Linked DNA regions of Mus musculus: region 2 is linked to region 1. The links are chromatin loops, found by intact Hi-C in ENCODE. Cell type or tissue: heart. All regions are shown on one strand. Each heading gives the region's core, and the rest is flanking DNA. Links, peaks and the distances in the headings are about the cores only. Region 1 overlaps Cep170b (centrosomal protein 170B). Region 2 has its middle 5.7 kb from the start of Ahnak2.

Region 1 (9,569 bases), core at 1,028-9,027:
AATCTAACCTCCCTATTTTGTTTCCTCCATGATCAAGACCATTAACAATTCACCCACCAAATGACCACAAACCATCCACCCTGCTCTTTGGGACCGGGTGCCTGGTGTGTCATTCTCTTAAAACCACTTCCTGGTGTCTGGAGGAGTTATTTTCTTTGGGGAGCCAATGAAAATTGGGATATTGGCCAGCATTAAGAAAGCTAGCTGCCCATTTGCTGTTCTGTGTTGTGAAAGCTCAGGGCTTAAGTGAAGTCTCGGCTGGAATAGTCTGTGATGCTGAACAATCTAACTAGCCATTTTGAAGATGTTCTAGAATTTTAAGTAAATGGCACTGAGGCAGTCTGTGGTAGGGTCAGGCAGGATGGTGGAATAAACATGTCTCAGCGTCTCAGCATCCTTTGTAGCATCTTCAAGGTGAATCCTGTCAGGGCCATTTTAACTTCACTGGTGTCGTCAACCTAGACACTTCAGTAGGTAATATACATTTCTGCATTCATGCATGTATGAAATGTGCACAGATCAGTTAAAGATGATTTTCTGCCCTTTTTTTTTTTTGAGGGGGTAAGGCATCTGTCTTTCTTTGTAAGTTAGTTCAGACTATATAACCAAACTATAGTATACATTTTCACCCATGCCATTTGAAAGGATAGGGTGATAAGTCCTGAGGATTCTGTAGCCAACACAATTCATTGGCCATGCTTAGTTGAAGTCCTGGCTGGAGTCTCAGAGCTGCTCCCACGTCGCAGGACCAGCACGGAGTTTACCTGCTTTGTTGGTCTTCTTGATTTCTTCCTCTCTTCAGTCAGCATCTTCAGGGGGACGCTCCAGTCAAATCTGATGCTTATGGAATCCGTGGCTTTCATTCTCCCTTTGAAACAAAGGCAAAGCCTCTTCCCAATGCAGTACCTTTCCTTCCCTCCCTTCTGAGGTTCAGACATCCCTAATACACACAGGCTGGTTTAGTGCAGCAGGTTTGTTTGTTTGTTTGTTTTTGTGTTTTTTTTCAATAAGCAAATGTCTCTCAGCAGCTGTTGGGTTTTGCTCATTATCATTTAAAAAAAATGAAAATAAAGAGATCTGTCTCTGGGGGGAGTGTCTTTGTTACCCCTTTCTGTGTATTAACCATCTCTTTAAGATATAATTAGGGTCTCCATGACGGCCCCGTAGGGAAGGAGGCTTCTGGGTCTGGGTGGCCACAGCTCCCAGCTGCAGGCTGCTACATAGTGCATGAAATCTGCAGTGGGGAGAACGCCCGGGACCAGTGTGAGTGTGAGCTGGAGCAGGCGCTGGAAGCCCAGTGTAAGTACATTGTGATAGAGCCCACCCGAACTGGAGATGAGACAGCCCTCTGGATCACCATAGACAATTGCCTGCACAAGATGGCCGTGTTATCGGGTACTGCCTGCCTCTTCACCCCATTGGTACTGCCCCTGGACCACTTCCACTACATCTCCCTGTCCACTGCTGGACCCTCTATAGGATCTCCTGGCAGTTTGGCCCTGGCTACAAGTACCAGCTGTAGTATGATGCGTACAAACTGTCCAGTCGGCCTCTGCACGCGCTCACCTCCTCCACACCAGCGCTGCCGGTTCGGGAGGACGACCTGTACAGAAAGAGACTGCACAGCACAGTAGCCCTGGCTGCCCTGGTGTGCTGGATAAGGAAGGTTTATGAGCTCTACGCCATATGACTGCAGGAGAGGGGGACAAGAACCACAGAACCATGAGAACCACAGGACCCACAGGGCTCGGATCCCAACAGCAACACTGGGTTTTCTCTGTGACCAGCACCTGGGGAAGTGCTTGGATTAATACTTACATTTTTTTTTTAAGCAAAAAGAATAGACCATGGGTATGCTAGGGGTTTATTCAGCTCATTACACTAAGATATCTATTTCTATAGCCCAGGAGTAGGTCCCAGGCTGTGGAAGTCTGGCTGGGCAATGCCATATGGATAGGAGCCGAGGCTATTTTCTGAGGGGTATGAGCTTGCTGTAGGCTGTCTTAAGTATATCATTTAACTATACCATTCAGAAGCTACTGACACTAAAATTATGAGAATTTCAAGTAAAATAAAGCACAATGAGTTCTCCCTACAGCAGCTTATCTTGTAAGATTGTGAGCTATGCCAGTAACACGTTTTATGCCACAATGTCTAGAATATTGCTGTGTTCTAACGGATGCACATGTCCAAGCGTCACCGGTTTCCACTCGCAAAGGCATCTCCAAGGTAGCCACCATCTCTAATGAATGTGAAATCTCAGAACAGCTCCTTTCAGAACTCAAGGCAAAAGCCCCCTGGAATTCTGAGCACGTAACGACTGTATGATAGATTAGCACATAAACGTATTTTAATTGTTCAAAATCTACAAAATGAAACACACGAGCCAGCTGTGTGTCATTGCTCTGAGGTGGCGTCACTGAACTGACTCTGGATTCCTAGCGCAGTCTATTGCATCTCTGTGGGCTGCCATGCTAACTTTCCAAGCCTTGGTGGATTTCTCTCATCCGGAACGGCCTTTTCTGCTGCCCATGTAGGTTCCAGATCAGACTCGTCCAAGGACTATTATTCTGATTTAAGGAATCCTCTAATTTCTGTTCTATTGTCTCCGTTCTAGCACTTAATCTTTTCAGTCTTCATTTTCTTTCAGTCTGTTTTATTCTGATCTCACTTAAAGAAGGTATATAAAATTGTAGTCATGAACTGGGTCTGCCAGAATGCCAGTGTAAAGAAGAAATAAAACAGAGACGAATGGTGGCACAGGAGGCGGGAGCCATGGTTTGTCGGCTGGAGAAACACTGGGTTGCTGCTTTCTGACCAAATGCTTTTCTGTCTGTGCACAGCCACAGCTGTGTGGCAGATGGAGAGGGACAGCAGCCTGAGAAGGATCCCCATCCAGCAGTAGATTTTAACTGATTTTAACTGATCTCAGGGAGTCAGTATTGTTTTTTTTTCCAAATAAAGGAATTATATTATTTCCTCTGCAAAAAAATTGTAATCATTACTGAACATAAAATTATTTTTATGCCGACAGTCAAAGCAAAACTATATGGGGTCTAAATGCCCCCTTCTAGAGTGTTTCCCTTTTTTTAAAAAAGATTTATTTATTTATTATATGTAAGTACATTGTAGCTGTCTTCAGACACTCCAGAAGAGGGAGTCAGATCTCGTTCGGGATGGTTGTGAGCCACCATGTGGTTGCTGGGATTTGAACTCTGGACCTTCGGAAGAGCAGTCGGGTGCTCTAACCCACTGAGCCATCTCACAAGCCCTGTTTCCCATTTTTTAACATGGAAAATATTTTCTTTTTTACTCTCTCTAACTCTCTCCTTCCTCTGGAGACTTTCCTTTAGTTCTTTCTCTCTTGTTCCTTTGGAAACTATTTCTCTCTCTCCTTTCTGGGAGATTTAAAAAAAATATCTAAACTCAGTGTTTCTATGGTTGGCTGTGTTCAGTTTCCTTATTTTCTTTAGCCTCTATGCACCTTTTAAAACATTTTTATCTATTTATCTTTTTTTCCTCCAGAGACTTAATCGTCTATGTGCATTTATTTCTCTATTATTGCCTTCCAAACTTAGTATCTTTTTCTGCATTTAACTTTCTCTAAATTATTTCTCATCCTTGTGTGGCTTACTCTTTTTAATGTACTTAATTCTCTTCAAGGATTTTATATTACTAGTCTTAAACTATTTACATCTATCTATGGTGCCATACCCAGTCTTTTTCCCTTTTTAGCATTTAAACATAATTTCAAACATTTTTTACCTGATCAGGAGTTCATTTATCTGCACTACGGTTTCTTCTTGTGTCTGTTTGCGTTGGCCAGAGCTGGTTCTGTGCCAAGCCCGACCCCTTCCCATTCAGCTCACAGAGAAGAGGTGTTTCTGCCGTCCGTGTGTGTATCTGGCATCAGAGGCACCAGCTAGGAATGGTGTCACACCAAATGCTGACCCTTCCCCTGTGGCCTGCCACCTCGGGGCTGAATTCAGCTACTCTGTCCTCGTTACAGGCTCTGTATGTCCCAGCTACAGGCGGAAGCTCAGCCTCCCCCACATCAAGGTTGGGTCTGGCCTGTAACACTCTCTCTTCCAACCCTTCTCCTGAATCACGCTACACTTGGGGAGTCACAGCTACTGTGGCCCCAGGATCAGGTATAAGAGCTCCTTTTCTATTCTGCAGATGTGCGCGTGTGTGTTTAAAGATTTATTTATTATATAATTTAAGTACACTGTAGCTGTTTTCTGACACACCAGAAGAGGGCATCTGATCTCACTACAGGTGGTTGTGAGCCACCATGTAGTTGCTGGGATTTGAACTTAGACCTCTGGAAGAGCAGTCAGTGCTCTTAATCACTGAGACAACTCTCCAGCTCTTGCTCCTGCCCTGCTCGCCCTGGCCCCTCGCTGTAGCTGTCTTCAGATACCCCAGAAGAAGGCAACACATCTTAACCGCTGAGCCATCTCTCCAGCCCGTGTGTGTGTGTGTGTGTGTGTTTTAAATATATCCACCTTTGTACTGCCCTGTGGTTTCCCAGTTCCTGGCTAGAGAATCATCTTCTACCCAGTTCTTAGGTTCTAAGCTTAGATTTCTAGTCCCACATTGGGCATCAAACACAAAATAATTCTTCAGAGGGTTTTCTATGTCCCTTTGCTCCCAAGTGACAACAGGGCATTTCTACACCTGTTCTAGACAGAGACCTGGCATCTTTATTAACAAGCTGCAAGCACTAAGCTAGGCAGACATTTATCTATCCTCACACTCTATGGCGGCCAATGCCAAGACACACAGTCCTTGATTTGCATCTGAACCTCGCCTTGGCTCTTCGTCTGTCTGTGTGTCCTATGGCCCATCACAACCTCACAGCAGATCCTCCCAGTCCATACTCACGCTTTCCACTGTTCCCTCCCCACTTCTGCTAATAGGCCATCAGCTTGTTACTGACAAGCGATGCTTCCACACAGTACACGAGAGGTTATCCCTGCACCAAGGCCCATGTCCTGTGTGTCATGAGCTACATGGCGATGACATAAACAGTCCCAGGCCTGGGGCAGTCTCGAGGTACATGCAGCCTTCATCCTGCTCTGTGGTGGCTTCCTTAGCCTCCTGCAGTTTCTCCCACAAGGGCAGGTCATGGCCAGTCTGTGCAGCCCAGGGCTTGCTCTCTCCCACGCTCTTCTTGGCGGTTTGGTTCTGCAAAGCCTTGCTGCTTTGTCCTTCCTGCTGTGGTGATGTGTCCCTGCTCAGTAGCAGTACTGTGATGTCTGGAGCAGCTGCCCTCTCATGCAGTAGAGGGCAGCTGTCAGCTCCGTGTCCCCTCAGGGGGACCACAGCCCTGCTTTTACTGTGATGTCTGGAGCAACTGCCCTCTCATGCAGTAGAGGGCAGCTGTCAGCTCCGTGTCCCCTCAGGGGGACCACAGCCCTGCTTTGTCTGTTGCCTCCCACCTGAAAGCTCTTGTTTTGTGCATTTTCTCCCAGTTGAAGGTGAGAACATGACTTACCCTGTCACCCCATGGCTCCTTGTTATGGTTGGATCTGGACTGTCCCCTCACAGGCTCAGAACTGCGGAAGCTCAGGAGGCGGGGCCTGGTAGCAGGGCCTTTGGAGGGGAGAGCTGAGCCCAGTTCTAGTCTACTCTCTGCTTTCTGATCTGTAATGAAGTGAGGAATTGGGGCTGGAGAGGCGGCTCAATGGTTAGGAGAATTGGCTGTTCTTGCAGAGGACCTGACTTGGCTTCCAGAGCCCGCACAGCGGATAACAAACATCTGTAATTCCAGTTTCAGATGACACAATGGCCTCTTCTACTCTCCACTGACACTAGGAGTGCATACGAAAATGCAGGCAAACCACTAATACACATTAGCTTAAACAAAAGCAGACATCTGCTTGCTGCTTCCTTGCTTTGAGTGCCACCTGGTGGCAACATCTGAATTCATTTTTTTTTTTTTTAAAAGACCATCTTGTTAAGTAGCCCTGGCTGGGAGCAGATATAGAGATCCCTGCCTCCCAAGTTCTTTGGACAAAGGCATATGCCACCACACCCACTGCCTTTAGTGTCTTGAGCCCCTCAGAGACTCCTTGTGTCAAGGAGATGGTCACCCAACACCATCCCCAGAGAAGAGGGCCGAGGCGGCAGTCACTGGTGTGCTGCCACGTGGAGGAATGATTTATTAGAACAAATTTCATGACAAATCATATAAAATAACCATTTCCTGAAAGACATCCACAAGACCGCCTGAGAACAATGTACAGAGATACCTTCAGAAGCCAGGCATGTACAGTACCAATGCCGGGTTGAAGGCTAAAGTGACAGAGGAACTAAGTATGGAGAGGAACACCAATTTGTGCATTAAAAAAAAAAAATTACACAGTGATGACCAAGGGTGGGAGGCATGGACTCTGCAGGACAGCCGTTTACTTACAGGGAGCAGGCTGTGGGCAATGTGTGGGACATGCAGGCGGAGCAGCCAACAGGCTGAGCTGGCACCTCCTCCAGACAAACAGCAAGCTCTACACACACACACACACACACACACACACACACACACACACACACACACACATACACACGTAAACATCAGGTGGGCTGGGCAGAGGCACACAGGACCCGTGCATGACTCTATCAGCTAAGTGTAAACAGGGAGACCCATGCTACCCCTGGGCTCTGGGCCCCCCGCTGCAGCTACCTCTCCCAGCAGACAGGTCCTGTTCAGGAGCAACGCCCACACACACATCAGGCAGGTCCCAGAGCACACCCATGCCAGCCTGGTCAATAAGGGACTGTCCCCATCCCACTCCAGCCACCGGGCTCTTTGGCTTAGTGCCTCCAGAAGCATCAGCAAGGGGCAGCAGCAGGGCAGCTACCCTGCTCACCTGGCAGGCCCCAGCCGCACAAATCCTGAGAAAGCATAACCAGTAGTGAGCCTGTCCCTGCCAGGCCTCCGCAACGGATCGGGCCGCAGGAGCCTGCTGCAGTTACCACTTCCTGCCCGCACCATCTGGGACGGCAGGGGCAGGTACATGGTTTAGATCACAAAGCCAGGAGCTTCCAAATCTCTTTCTGCCACTCTGGTAAAGCACTCGCCACAACCAACGGGATTGCTGGCCCACCTAGCTACACCCAGCCCCACTGTAAGGAAGCCCAGTGTCCCTAGCTGGGATGAATCCACTCAGGAGAGCTTGCTGGGACAGTACCCAAACTCAGTGGGTTTGGCAGTTGTGTTGGCACCAAGGACTTAGAACCACTCGTCTGCCCAGGTTGATGGACTCTGCAGCAGCTCCGGCCGTGGACTCAGTAGGAGCCACAAGGCAAGTGGCCTCCTTCCTGGGCAGTTTGGGGACATGCCAAACCCATCCAGCTCCTGTGTTTGGCACTGACTGGCCCCAGGGTCCAGCTCCTTTCTCTGTCTGGCCTCAAGCCAGCACATAGGGATGAGACGGGGCCTCCCAGGCTGGGCCTGGACCTAAGCGGGGCCTGCAAGTTCCTGCAAGGGAGCAATGTACTCTTTCCTTTAAAGCTACCAACAAAAACAATGGTGATTGACAGGAGGTGAATATGGGGCCTCACCAGCTGGCCCTTGGCAGTGGACACCCCAGGGGCTAGGCTGGGAGGCCTGTGGAGGTGGGGGCGCCATGGGCTGGATGAAGTGGTTCAGGTGCTGGCTGAGGAGGGTCTGGAAATGGGAGGCACCCATCCATGGGGCTATGGCACATACAGGGTTTTCACAGAGAACCTCCTGCAGCCAGGCAGGTGGGCCGTGGGATGGATGCACAGGACACACGCGCAGAAGAAGGCTGGCCTTGCCCGCCTCACAGCTTAGATCAGAAACCTCTCAGCATCAGGAAGGAAGGCAGGCTCCGGGAGGCCGGGGGGCCCGCAGTTGGCCCGCTGTGGGAAGCTCCTGAGAGGCAGGGCTGGCAGCAAGGTATCCACCGAGGCAGGTGAAGTTGAGCTCTGAGCTGCTGGCCGGGCTTTCCCAAGTCCTGGCTGGCCAGACCCTGAAGGAGCCCTGTTTCCCATCAGTAGGTCGAGGTTCAAGCTGGGGTCCACGATGGCATTGATGACTGGAGGAAGAGATCAAAGAGTCCAGTTGAGAATCTGGCTATAAGCCTCTGAGGTCGCCCTTGCCTGCCCTAGGTCTGGGCCACACCTACCTTCTAACTGCTTCTGTACGCGTCGAAGTTCCTTCAGGATGGAGCTGATTTCCTGGGAGGACAGAGAGGAGGAAGGTTGGAGGGCAAGAGTAGGAACATGCAGGGCCCCCAGGGCCTCCTGGTGGACTTGGATTAAGGATGTGGCTCAGACCAGCTCAGCAACGCCCACTGGCTGGGAGCCAGGCCGGAGGATGGGGGTCCAGGCCCGAGGGTAGAGGTCCAGGCCCGAGGATGGGGGTCCTGGCCCGAGGATGGGGGTCCAGGCCCGAGGATGGGGGGCCAGGCTCAAGGATGAGGGTCCAGGCCCGAGGATGGGGGGCCAGGCCCAAGGATGGGGGGCCAGGCCCAAGGATGGGGGGCCAGGCCCGAGGATGGGGGGCCAGGCTCAAGGATGGGGTCTCTGTCTCTCACCTTGTTGGATGTCTTCAGGATGGGTACTTCATTCTCAGAGTTGATTCTGGCCTCTAAGTCCTCCCAGGCCCGGCCTGTATTCTGGAAGAGGACCCTGAGAGGGGAGCAGGGACAAGGGCAGTGACAGAGAACACAGAACAGCTGCTCCCCTGATATTCTCTGGCCATAGTAGAGCTGATTCAAGAGGGAAACTGACACCCGGAGCAGGAGTGTGGCTAGCTACCTCATGCTCAGATGGGAACAGCTCAGATAGGGCCAGAGAGAGAGAGGAAGCAATGGGGCCCCGACCCCAGGGAGCAGTGAAGACACACAGAGACTGGCTACCCACATGTGACCTATCAGGCTGCATACTATTGCTAGATGCAGCACACGTGACCTGTTGGCACCCAGGGACTACCCGCTTACTTCATCTTCTCAGCAAGATGCTCCGTGTTTTCACGAATGGCATGTGACAGCTGGGACACCGGGTTTAGCATCAGATTATCAAAGATCACCTGGAAGGACCTGGGCATTAGTATGGCCGGGGCCCTCCCCTCTCCACCCAGCTAGCTGGCCTCCATCCAGACACTAAGACACGCCCCAACCCGCAGCTACGCAATGTCAGAGGGGCACCGTGCCTCCTCACGGTTCCGAGGCCTCGTCTTGTTGGTCAGAGCATCGTCTCGGCTGTCATTCATGTTCTGGTCCAAGTTGTGAGAGTTCATAGAGCCAGGCGGCACTTTCTGGAAGTTCAGGCTGGCCTCTGGTATACGCTGTACCAGCTGCAGAGAACAGAGCATTGGCTCGGCTGATGCAGAGGAACCACTAGGGGGTGCAGTGAGCCCCTGCACTGCTTCAGTCAGAGAAGAGATAAAACAGGACGTGACAGGCCTGGGCCCGTCTGCATCTGCTCCGGATCCCTCCCAACGCCCACTCCCTTGGAAGGACAAGTTTCCACAGCACAAGCTCTCGGGATTCTGTAAGGATTCTTATTACAGCCCTCACACCAAGAAGCACATGGTGGAT
Region 2 (9,569 bases), core at 1,063-9,062, 53 kb before region 1:
ATTTTTGCCATGCTGCTGCGGCTGCTGCAGGATGCATCAATCATTGATGCTCTGGGCATCACGGCCAGCTTTTCGGGAGAGGCAGTGGAGCATCGGGTCAGGCAGGTGGGTGGTGGCAGTGAGCGAGGCAGCCACAACCATATCAGGCCCAACCCCCTCTGGACCTCCAGCCCCCCCCAAGGGTCCAGCTTTGGTGGTGGTGGAAGATCATGGGGTATTACAGAGCTACATAGCACCCCTGAGTTGATGTTTAGAAGGGGTGGTGGTGAGAAGCCTTTGTGTACTGGCTGTGGCTGTGAGTTGGGTCATTTCCCCACATGCTGGGCAGGGGGTATCAATTCCTGAGCTAGACTTGGCCACAGGAGCTTTCCCCAGCAGGGCATCTGTCTCCAGAGGAGAACACAGGGAGGAGGCTGGGGCTGGAGTGTGGTGCCGGGAACTCCTGGCAGCACATTGCTCTGCAGCAGAAGATGGCCAGGCTTTAGAGTGGGGGAAGGGACAGTAGACGGAACATAGCAGGTTCCCCACCACACACACCTTCCTCCCCCGTTCCTGTTCACTGTGACCCCAGGTCTAGGTTTCGGTCTCTGAATTCTACCAGTGATGGGCAAGTCTAACTGGGCCCTGGGAGCAAAGGCTGACTCTCGGCTGGTCCACCCAGATAGGTGCAGCCTGGCCTCTAGGACAAGATCTTCCAAAGGCATAGAGAGCGAAGCACAGCCCGTGAGGCCCCAGGAGCACTGCTCAGGAGTGAGCAGTAGCCCCCCTGTATTCTGTACATACCTGTATACACATGCACCTGAGTGTATACACAGGAGTATGTGTGCCTGTCTGTGTGTACTGGGACAGATCCAAGGTGTCCTGTGGTGTATGTATGGTTTTGTTTTTCTGTCTGTGGCTCTTCCCCGAGGTGGATAGCTCTTTAGGGAGATGCCCCAAAGTGTCTGGTCCTCTCACTGTCTGTAGTCTGGCCTCTCACCTAAGTGGGATCTTCCAGGAGTGCGGCGGCTCGAGTCCCCGTGTTAGGTCCTCACCTTGCCTTGACAGTCAAGCTGAAGTTCTAGTGCTTGGCTCCTGGCAGGCAGAGATGCATCTGCCAACAAGCCCTGAGTCTGGGAGTAGGCAAGAGAAGGGAGAGCCCCTGGGTTCCTGCCCTGCCTGCATCCTGGGTCTGGGGCCTAAGCCAACTCTGAAATGACTCTCGGGGCTGCAAGTGGTTGTGGTAGTGAGCTGCCTTGTCCTTTTCTCAAGCCCCGTCCAGGCAGATGCAGAGACTCTGGCCACACATGTCCAGATTCTGGTACCTTCTCACTGGGTCAAGGGTCTACAGGCCCAGTGGAGGAAGTTCAAGAGGACCTCTGGTGTCTCAAGGGGGCCTCATTACCAAGCACAACTCTCCTAAGTATGCTACCCCCTGTACTGACAGTGTCAAGTGGGAAGGTGCTGGCACACCAGGTACCCCTTACCTAGTACAATGCCCCTGACATTACATCATTGGGCCTGTCCTGTTTGCACCTGGGTAGCTTAGATCACATATACTTCCTCACAAAGCTAATGGGAGCCACCACAGCCCCAGGCAGATCATGCTAGACAATCCAAATATGTCACAGAGTCTGGGACCCTAAGACCACTTTACATTGCCCAGAGCAAGGGACACAGCTGGGTCTGCACCCAAAGGTCTTTTTGGTGATACAAACCTACCTTTTCCCAAGGCCCTTGCTCTCAGACTCTGAAGCAGGATTCAGACACACTGGATTGGCAGGCAGGCAGAGACCTCCCAGCCTTCCCAGCAGACACAGGGATGTACCCTGGAACACAGAGACCCATATCCCCAGGGACAAGGCAGTGTCTGTCCTTCATCCAGGACATTTCTCCAAGGAGAGGGTGAGACTTGTGTCCCACCAAGGCAGGGCTGTGGCCCATGCAGTGGCAGGAGGAGGCTGCCAGGGCTCTTTCCCAGCAGTGACTCGCGTCTGTCTGACCTGTGTGTGGCTGGCGGGCTGCCCAGCGCTGCAGCCCGGCTAACGGGAACTGCCTGCCGTGAGTGAATGATCCATGCTGATGCTCACCGGCTTGCCTGGGCCCTGACTTCTGTGGGCTCGTACCTAAGACTGTGCACACTGTGTGCACGTGCACGTGCAGTCATGTCCTGTTATGCTTATTATCTGTATATGCAGGTGTGCGTGCGTGTGTGTGTGTGTGTGTGTGTGTGTGTGTGTGTGTGTGTGTGCGCACGCGCACACGCACTGGTGTGAGTGTGTGATTTTGTCCTTGTGTCTGTGAGGCCCTTCTGCTGCAGGTTAACCTCTCCTGGCTCCCGCCCTATTTCCCCACCCTAGGAAAAGTGGTATGCATGCCTCTCTGTCCACCCGGCATGGCCACCACACTTGCCAGGAACCCTTTCCCCCACTCAGGTCTGCACCATACTGGGCTCATAGAACTCGGCTTCTGTGGAAACAGCTCTTGGACCTTTCCCTCCCCCAAATATGTTCCCTTGCGTGGATGGCACCCAAGTAGAGGCTGCCGAGATCCCACCCTCCCCCATCAAGGCCTTACCCAGTCCTCTTAGCAACCAGAATGTCCCAGGACCATTGAAGTCTCACCCAACCTCACGACCCTAATTCAGCTGCTCTTGATTTACAGAACGCCTCCCCCACGCTTCAACCCTGAGCTCCTTGCTTGATAGATGCCCCCTTAGTCCTAGGCCAGGCAGGCCTTTTCCAGCCCCTGCTCTCTCTTCCTTGTCCTGGGAACCCACGTTACCTCTCCAGTGACAGTGACAGTGACTTCCTGCACTGTTTTGCTCACAGCTCACCCTAGGCTGCCAGGAACCTTTCAGAGACCCCTCCTAGCCAGATGTCTAGTACTGCCCTGAAGGGGCCCTCATTTGTACCTTCACTGTCCTGCAGCCCAGGGGCCATGGCCAGGTCCCCAGCTGCCAGGCTTTCTACAAAAACCATTAAAAGGATAAATCCTGACTTGGGGCTGCAGGATGGCTCCAGCTCTGGTCCTACCATCCTGGACAGCCTACAGAGGATCTGCCCAGGGCCACCTGTCTCCAAACTAGTGGCTTCTAGCCTGTCCTTTCATCTGCTTCCCCTCTTTCCTCTTTTGGCCCTGAACCCCATCTTTTCCTGAGGAGTTCAGGTCGCAAGTCATCTCCCTTGGAAGTCATCTACCTTAGACTCCCGCAGTCCCCTGTCACTCCCCCAAACTGGAGGTAAAGAAGCCCTGGATTCCTGGTGCAGGGATCTGGTGGCCCCTGGAGGAACTTAACTAATCTTTGCTCTAGAAATACAATCTGGAGGAGGGCGGGGGAGGGGGTGGGGTGTGTGTGTGTGTGTGTGTGTGTGTGTGTGTGTGTGTGTGTGTTGAGGTCAGCTAGGGGTGGGGAGGACCACAGGGGCCTGGGTCCTACGGGGCGGGGCCGTCAGGGGGCGGGGCCAAGGCTGCAGCAACCAATGGGCTGAATGAGACCGGCAGCGCCGCTCGCGTCGCCCTTGCGGAGTGGTCAGCACGGGCTGGGCGGGCCAGGGCGGGGCCGGAGCCAAGGTCTGGAGGTACCCCAAGAGTTAGCTGCAGTCACAACCCGGCTGCCCGCGGCAGCACCGGGCAGCGAGGCCGTGGGAGCCGCCCTTCTCCTGGCGCATCAGCTCTGGGACCGCGACTGGACGCGCAGGGCCGCCGCCCGCCCGCACCACTAGCCGCCAAGATGTGCGACTGCTTCCACGTGGTGTTGCCCACCTGGCCCGGAGCCCCCGGCAGCGGTGCGCCTCATCCCCGCTTGCAGCCCGCTCCCCTCGGGCGGGTGGGCTGTGCGGGCGTGACGGGGGCGCGCAGTGCGGGACAGGCTGCGCGCGTCAGAAAGGGCAGGAGAGATGGCTAGGGGCTGGAGGGCGGGCGGGTCTTGCGTGCTTTCGGACCTTCGCTGGCTCTGTGGGTCTCTGCATCTCGCTTGCACTTGTGCCTGCCTCGTGCTTTTCACCCCCACCCTATCTCTTTAGCTCACTTTGTTTCTCGGGTTTTCATTACACTGTGTGGCTCCCTGCACGCCGGACTCTCGTTGTCACTGTCTGTCTCTTCCCTTTTCATCACGATCCTCCTGCCTGTAACCTTCTAAGACGCTCCTGTGACTAGTAAGGCGGCTTCGGAGGCAGGTGTGCTTCATACTAGATGGAACAGGCCCAAGGCGAGCAGGAGGCAGTCCTGGGCTAGGAGACCTTCTGCTAGATCTAGCTTCTGATCTGCTTTTTGAGGGACCATCCTTGACCTGACCAGGACTTAGGTTGGGGCTAACAGGATATGGCTGTGCTGGATCCACCGTGCGGCTACTATGTATATGGGTGACAAACAAGGTGTGGCTGGGGGCAGGGCTGGTTTTGAGGTCTGGGGCCTTCTAAGGGGCCTGAGTAGAGTCCTGTTATACCAGTCATGGGGAGTTGACACGCCACCCCACCCCCACCCCCAGGATAGTCAGTGCCCCTCTTGCTGAGCATATCTGTGGCAAAGTGGCTACCTGGTGCTTTTTACCTGGTGGTTTGTGCCCTAGCCTGGGCCTACCTCTAGTGTCTTGGAGGGTGGGGTGGGGTGGGGTGGGGTGGGGGAACAAGAAACCATCCTTCAGACTCTGGGTCATTAATGCAGCAGCCTGGCCACGCCCAGGGCACCTGGCCAGCCACTGCCCAGGGGATTGAGACAGAGGAGCTGCACTGGTCCAGACTGGACCCCTTTCTACACTGGTAGAGACTGGTTCCCTCTGCAGTGGTACAGGCTAGACCCTGCTCTGGGGAAAACAGTTGATGACAGTTTTGACTATGGGGCTGTTCACGATTTCAGAGTGCTATGCAGACGGGTGGCCCTGCCTGGCATCCTCTGTAGCCAGAGTAGAGTTCCCATAGTCCTCCCTGGGGCCCGTTTGTCCTGTGTGGATTGAGGTCTGGGACTCTTCCACACACAGATGAGAGCCCAAGAGCCCTGACTAGCCCTGCTAGCAGTGGGAGAGTGATGACCCCACCCCTCATCTTCCTCCTTCCCCATTGCTGGCCCTGACCCACATCACTACAGATTGGCCTCCCCAGAGAGAGAAAGGACATAGGGCTGCTCCGCCTCCAGTTTGCCTGAGTGGCTTTCTTCTTCTTAGGCTCAGGTTAGAGACCGCTTGACCCACATCCTGCACCCCGCTCCCTGAGCCCAAACCTCTCCCACTCAAGGATGCTAGTTCTTCCCGCTTTTAACCGGTAGTTCCCTGCTTCGTCTGGAACAGCTCTCCTTGAGTCCACCTGCTCTTAGGGAGCCAGAGCAGCGGCCTCTAGTGCAGCTCTGGTAGGACACTTTTAAGATAAGGGTTTGGAGGGTTCTGCCTAGGCTGTCCTCAGTCCTGCACAGGGGGCCCAGGAATATACACGCTTCCCAAGGACACTCCCTAAGGGTTGAGGAGGATTGGGTTCAGGCCTTTTCCAGCCGCAGCCCACTCCCAACAGGCCAGAGTTGCCCTCCTGTGCCAGTCTCTGGTGCCCACCCCTGGCATCCTGCCACCTCCTACAGCCCCGGGACAGAGCCCTGTCTCAGTCATTTTGCGCAGAGGTTGCCCCCTGGTGGCTGTTTTGGGAATGTACCTACACAAGATTGAGTGAGGGTGGGGTGGGGCTGTATAGGGTTACACCCAACCCTGGAATGCCCAAATACCTTTACCCACTGTGAGATGGACCTTACACAAGCCCCCTGATGGACATGTTTAACCCCATAGATGCTGGGTGTCATACCCCTGAGAGCATGTGGGTTCCTTCCCTGAGGCAGAGCTGAATCCCAGACAGTGACAGGGAACCGGGGTCTCAAAGCTGAGGTCCCTGTGCTGCACCTGGGTGAGCCTGGCATAGCCTAGGCACTAACCGCCAACACACTTCAAGAAACTACTGTTGGATCTGGGGAACCCTAGGTGGGGACATCATGAGGGGACATCTGGATGTTCTTTCTGTGGGGTTGGGGGCCAGGGTGTGACTAGGTCCTTTCTCCACAGAGTATAGGGGAAAGGCAACTGTTTAACCAGCCTTAGGTTGGGGTGTAGGTCCAGATCTGACATTTGTGCCCAGGAGTGCCTGGGCTACCATGCGGGGGGGGGGAGGGGGAGGGGCTGTACCCCAGCGAGGACACATGCTAGCTCTACTCTGTCATCTCTTGGGCAGGGTTGTCCACACTGGTGGGAATCTATGTTCCCAGAGATGCTGAGCATAGTGGGACTCTCTAGGCATCCAGCCAAGACACAGGCCATATTCCCTGAGAGATGGGAGGTGGTTCTGAAAGGTGCTAGCTCTGTCCTGTGCTACCGGGCAGAACACAAAAGGGGCTGGGCTCTGGTAGCCCCACCTCAGCCTGGATGGATCCATGGTGGGACAGGCACTGACTGAGGAGGAAGCAATGGAGGTCATAAGGATTTACTTCCTGCTTGAGGGAAGTGAGGGCAAAAGCGGATGTTGGGGGCTCTCTCTCTCTCACTCTTTTGCTCTCTCGCTCGCTCTCTCGCTCTCTCTTGTGCTCTCAGTCTCTCACACACATTCTCTCTTGCCCTCTCTCACTCTCGCTGTCTGTCTGTCTGTCTATTTTCAAGACAAGGGTTTCTCTGCATAGCCTCGGCTTTTCTGGAACTTATTCTGTAGACCAGGCTGGCCTTGAGTTCAGAGATTTCCCCCTGCCCCTGCTGGGATCATAGAACTGGGATTAAAGGTGTGCATCTCCACTGCCCAGTAAGGCTCTTTATTTGGATGGGTTAGGTGACAGAACAGGCTTCATTCTGCTCTCTCCAAGCCACAGGCTGCATCTGCTGTTATCAGCCAAGAAAGCATGAGTGTAGACAGGAAGACGGAACCGGCAGATCCTCTAGCTTCCTAACCTCCTGGGCCCTGGCGGCTGTGCCCACCTCCACCTGGGAAGGCCTAGTCATTGCCCCTGCTGGGAGCATTTTACTCCAGCCCTCTGTGTCCTCCCTTCTGTGACCTCCTCCACACCCTATACTGAAGCTGTTTGTGTTTCAGGTGCAGCTTGGGTCGGCTTGGCTAGGGAGGAGAGGTTCTAGCCGTGGCAGAGAGAGTGAGACGCTTATCTTACCTGGGCATCACTACCACCCAGGAGCAAAACGCCAAGATCTCACCAGCTTTGATCCCTGCCCAAGAGGAGGAGGCAGATCCTGCACTCAGGGATGGTGTCAGGTCTGAGTGATGTCCACTCATCCCTGCCTGCCCACTTAGTGAGAGCTGCTACCACTATAGCCAAGAGGTCCCAAAACGCTGGGGAGAGAGCAGACAGTGGCCTGGATACATGGAGGAGCCACGGAGGGCTCAAAATCCATGAGGAGGGAGACCACAGGGCAGCAGTAACTACGTTCACCAGGCTGGATCTGCGTAGGGGACAGGGGCTGGGGAAATGGAGTTGGACAGAAGGAAGAATGTATCTGTGAGTTTGGACCAGAGTCATAGGTGGAAACATTGAACTCCCAATTTTGGACCCCATTCTAAGGGAAGCTGCTGTCCTGCGAAGGGCATTTCTCTTCCTGTTCTCTGCCTCTGTCTCTGGGTTTCCCTTTATTTTTATTTATTTTTATTTTTTTATTTTTTGGAAGTCACAGGCCAAGGGAGCCAAGGCCTGCCTTGCTGGGATAAATATTTAATAGTCAGAAGCACTTTCTCAGACGGAAAATTGGATTGGGGCCCAGGAGGCCTGGGGCGGGAGGCTGTGTTCCCCACTCCCCACACCCCACACATGGCAGAAACACTTCCAGCCGCTCCTGCCACGGGCTGTGAGCTCCTCCCTGGCCAGCACGCTGCAGTGCACACCTGGCCCCAACCTGTACATGTGAGAACAGAGGACAGAGCTGAGGTCACTCTCCAGGGTCCTGGCTGTGAACTTAGTCCTTTTATCCCAATGGTGGGCAGAGTGGCTGGGTGTTGTGAGGCAGTCGGAAAGGGACCTCGAGTCACTTTCCTGACCCAGTAAGATGCAGGCAGCAAGGGTTCCACACAGCTCAGGGCCTCACCCGGACTCTTCCACAGCTTGTCATCTGCCCCTTAGGGGCTGCCCCACACTGAGATTTGCAACTGCAGGTGACTCAGCCCTTCCCAGTGGAGTCTGCCCCCCCCCCCCGCTTGCTGCAGAGTGGAGGACCGGACCGAGCAGAAGCTAGCATGCAGGCAGTGCAGTCCAGTTGCCCTGTCCCTCCCCGTGCCTTCTTGGATCCTCTAGTGGCCCTTGTTTCCTGAGAGCTGGACCCTCTGTAGGAGGAAGAAAGGCAGCCTGTCACAGATGCCTGGCTGCCAGCCCACTATTGGGTGGCTCCTTCACTGGCAGGCCTTGCTAGAGGGTGGGCGGGTGGCAGAGCACCCAGGCCGTGCTGTGACGCATCCCCTGGGAATGCCCTCAGCTGAGTCACTAGCAGCTGCCCCCAGCCCCACCCGGTCTCGTCACTGTCACTGCCAAGTTCCCATGTTGTTAAAGAGCTGGGCTGGGGGGGGGTGGGGTCCTGGCAGCTTCCAGCAGGACTTGTGTGTGCAGTGGGCGTCGCTCGACACATCCAGACACCTGGGTCTGTGACTCAGCAGATGTCCAATGCCCTCCACAGACTCAACCTGACCACTGGGTCTGCTACGTGGAATCAAGGATTGATCAGGGTGTGTGGGCATCCTTAGGATCTGAGGTAGGCAAAGCCTGCTGAGAGTCGAGTGAGCGAGCCCCTCTGGGTTGGATATGGGCAAGAGGCAGCTCATGAGGCCCCCTAGAATCGCAGTTCCAACTCTTCTTCCCTACTGTCAACCGTCCCCAAGCCCTGTCGTCTGTCCCCAAGCCATCCATCCGTGCAGCAGTATGGTGCACCTTAGCTAGGAGCTTGGGGTGGAGGTGATCATGGGTCCTCAGGTGGGTGGGGCAAGGGACAGAAGAGGAAGGGGGGAGTCAGAACTGTGGGGCTCACAGGTAGAGGGGCTGATGGGATGGATGACCTGGCTCAGGAGAACCCAGTGGCAGCAGGGGAGCTCCAGGACAGCATTCTCCCCCCTCACTCCATCTCCAGCTCCCGGACAGCATTCTCTCCACCCCCACCCCCCCACCTCCGGCTCCCTGATGACTCAGCCAGCCTCACTCCACCTAGAGCTGACAGTTTGGTTTGGTTTGGTGTCAGGCAGTAAACAGAGTTCCCAGGTGAGAGCTGTCTTGGGGGTGGGGCCGTGGAGCGGGAGGTGGGGAGCTGGCCTGGCTTGTGCCCTGTAAATAGAGTTGTTTTCTCCATCCATGACCGTTAGGTTTTCAGGCCAAGGTTGGGGGAAGGAAGCCTGTCCGGACTGAGGCTGTCCCTGAAGCCTCTTTGCCCACCAGTGACCCCTGCCTTCTCCCGTCCTTGGGGCTCTCTGAGGTGGCCTCACTTGCCTCTTCCAGTGGCTCTCATTTCTGGCCTGTTATGCCGATCTGGGATCTGGTGTGTTTCTAAGGGCTGCCCTTGTTGACCGTTCCCTGTCCTCGACCCCTTAGCCTTAGCTGTGCGTGCAAGCCTGCTGTAGCCTGTCCACAGGTGCAGGTGCCCAGAGCCG

Evidence for each region. Peaks named below come from ENCODE experiments on the same cell type or tissue, not always from the same donor. Only the 100,000 strongest peaks of a DNase experiment are listed, where the experiment ranks them.
Region 2: a loop joins it to region 1, with 3 times the contacts of the local background. A loop is called at or near these places in 18 of 42 quality-filtered maps.

What each region holds. Positions count from the first base shown.
Region 1 is chr12:112,743,159-112,752,727 of GRCm38, reverse strand. Cep170b (centrosomal protein 170B) reads right to left here. Exons shown (of 19, transcript NM_001024602.3): 15 at 9,182-9,325; 16 at 8,970-9,058; 17 at 8,565-8,658; 18 at 8,154-8,205; 19 at 6,137-8,063. The coding sequence ends at 7,816. It also overlaps the pseudogene Gm5189. Among named protein-coding and RNA genes, the nearest start is that of Pld4, 13 kb to the left of the region's middle. In heart, for the core only: a CTCF peak has its summit at 5,909 (motif pointing left); DNase peaks (open chromatin) are centred at 5,667, 7,357, 7,637, 8,257 and 1 weaker place; H3K4me3 peaks cover 734 bases; H3K27ac peaks cover 1,862 bases; H3K27me3 peaks cover 296 bases.
Region 2 is chr12:112,796,670-112,806,238 of GRCm38, reverse strand. It overlaps a transcript of Ahnak2 not described here. Among named protein-coding and RNA genes, the nearest start is that of Ahnak2, 5.7 kb to the right of the region's middle. In heart, for the core only: a CTCF peak has its summit at 5,592 (motif pointing left); DNase peaks (open chromatin) are centred at 3,518, 5,598, 8,408, 8,928 and 2 weaker places; H3K4me3 peaks cover 1,182 bases; H3K27ac peaks cover 1,068 bases; H3K27me3 peaks cover 5,539 bases.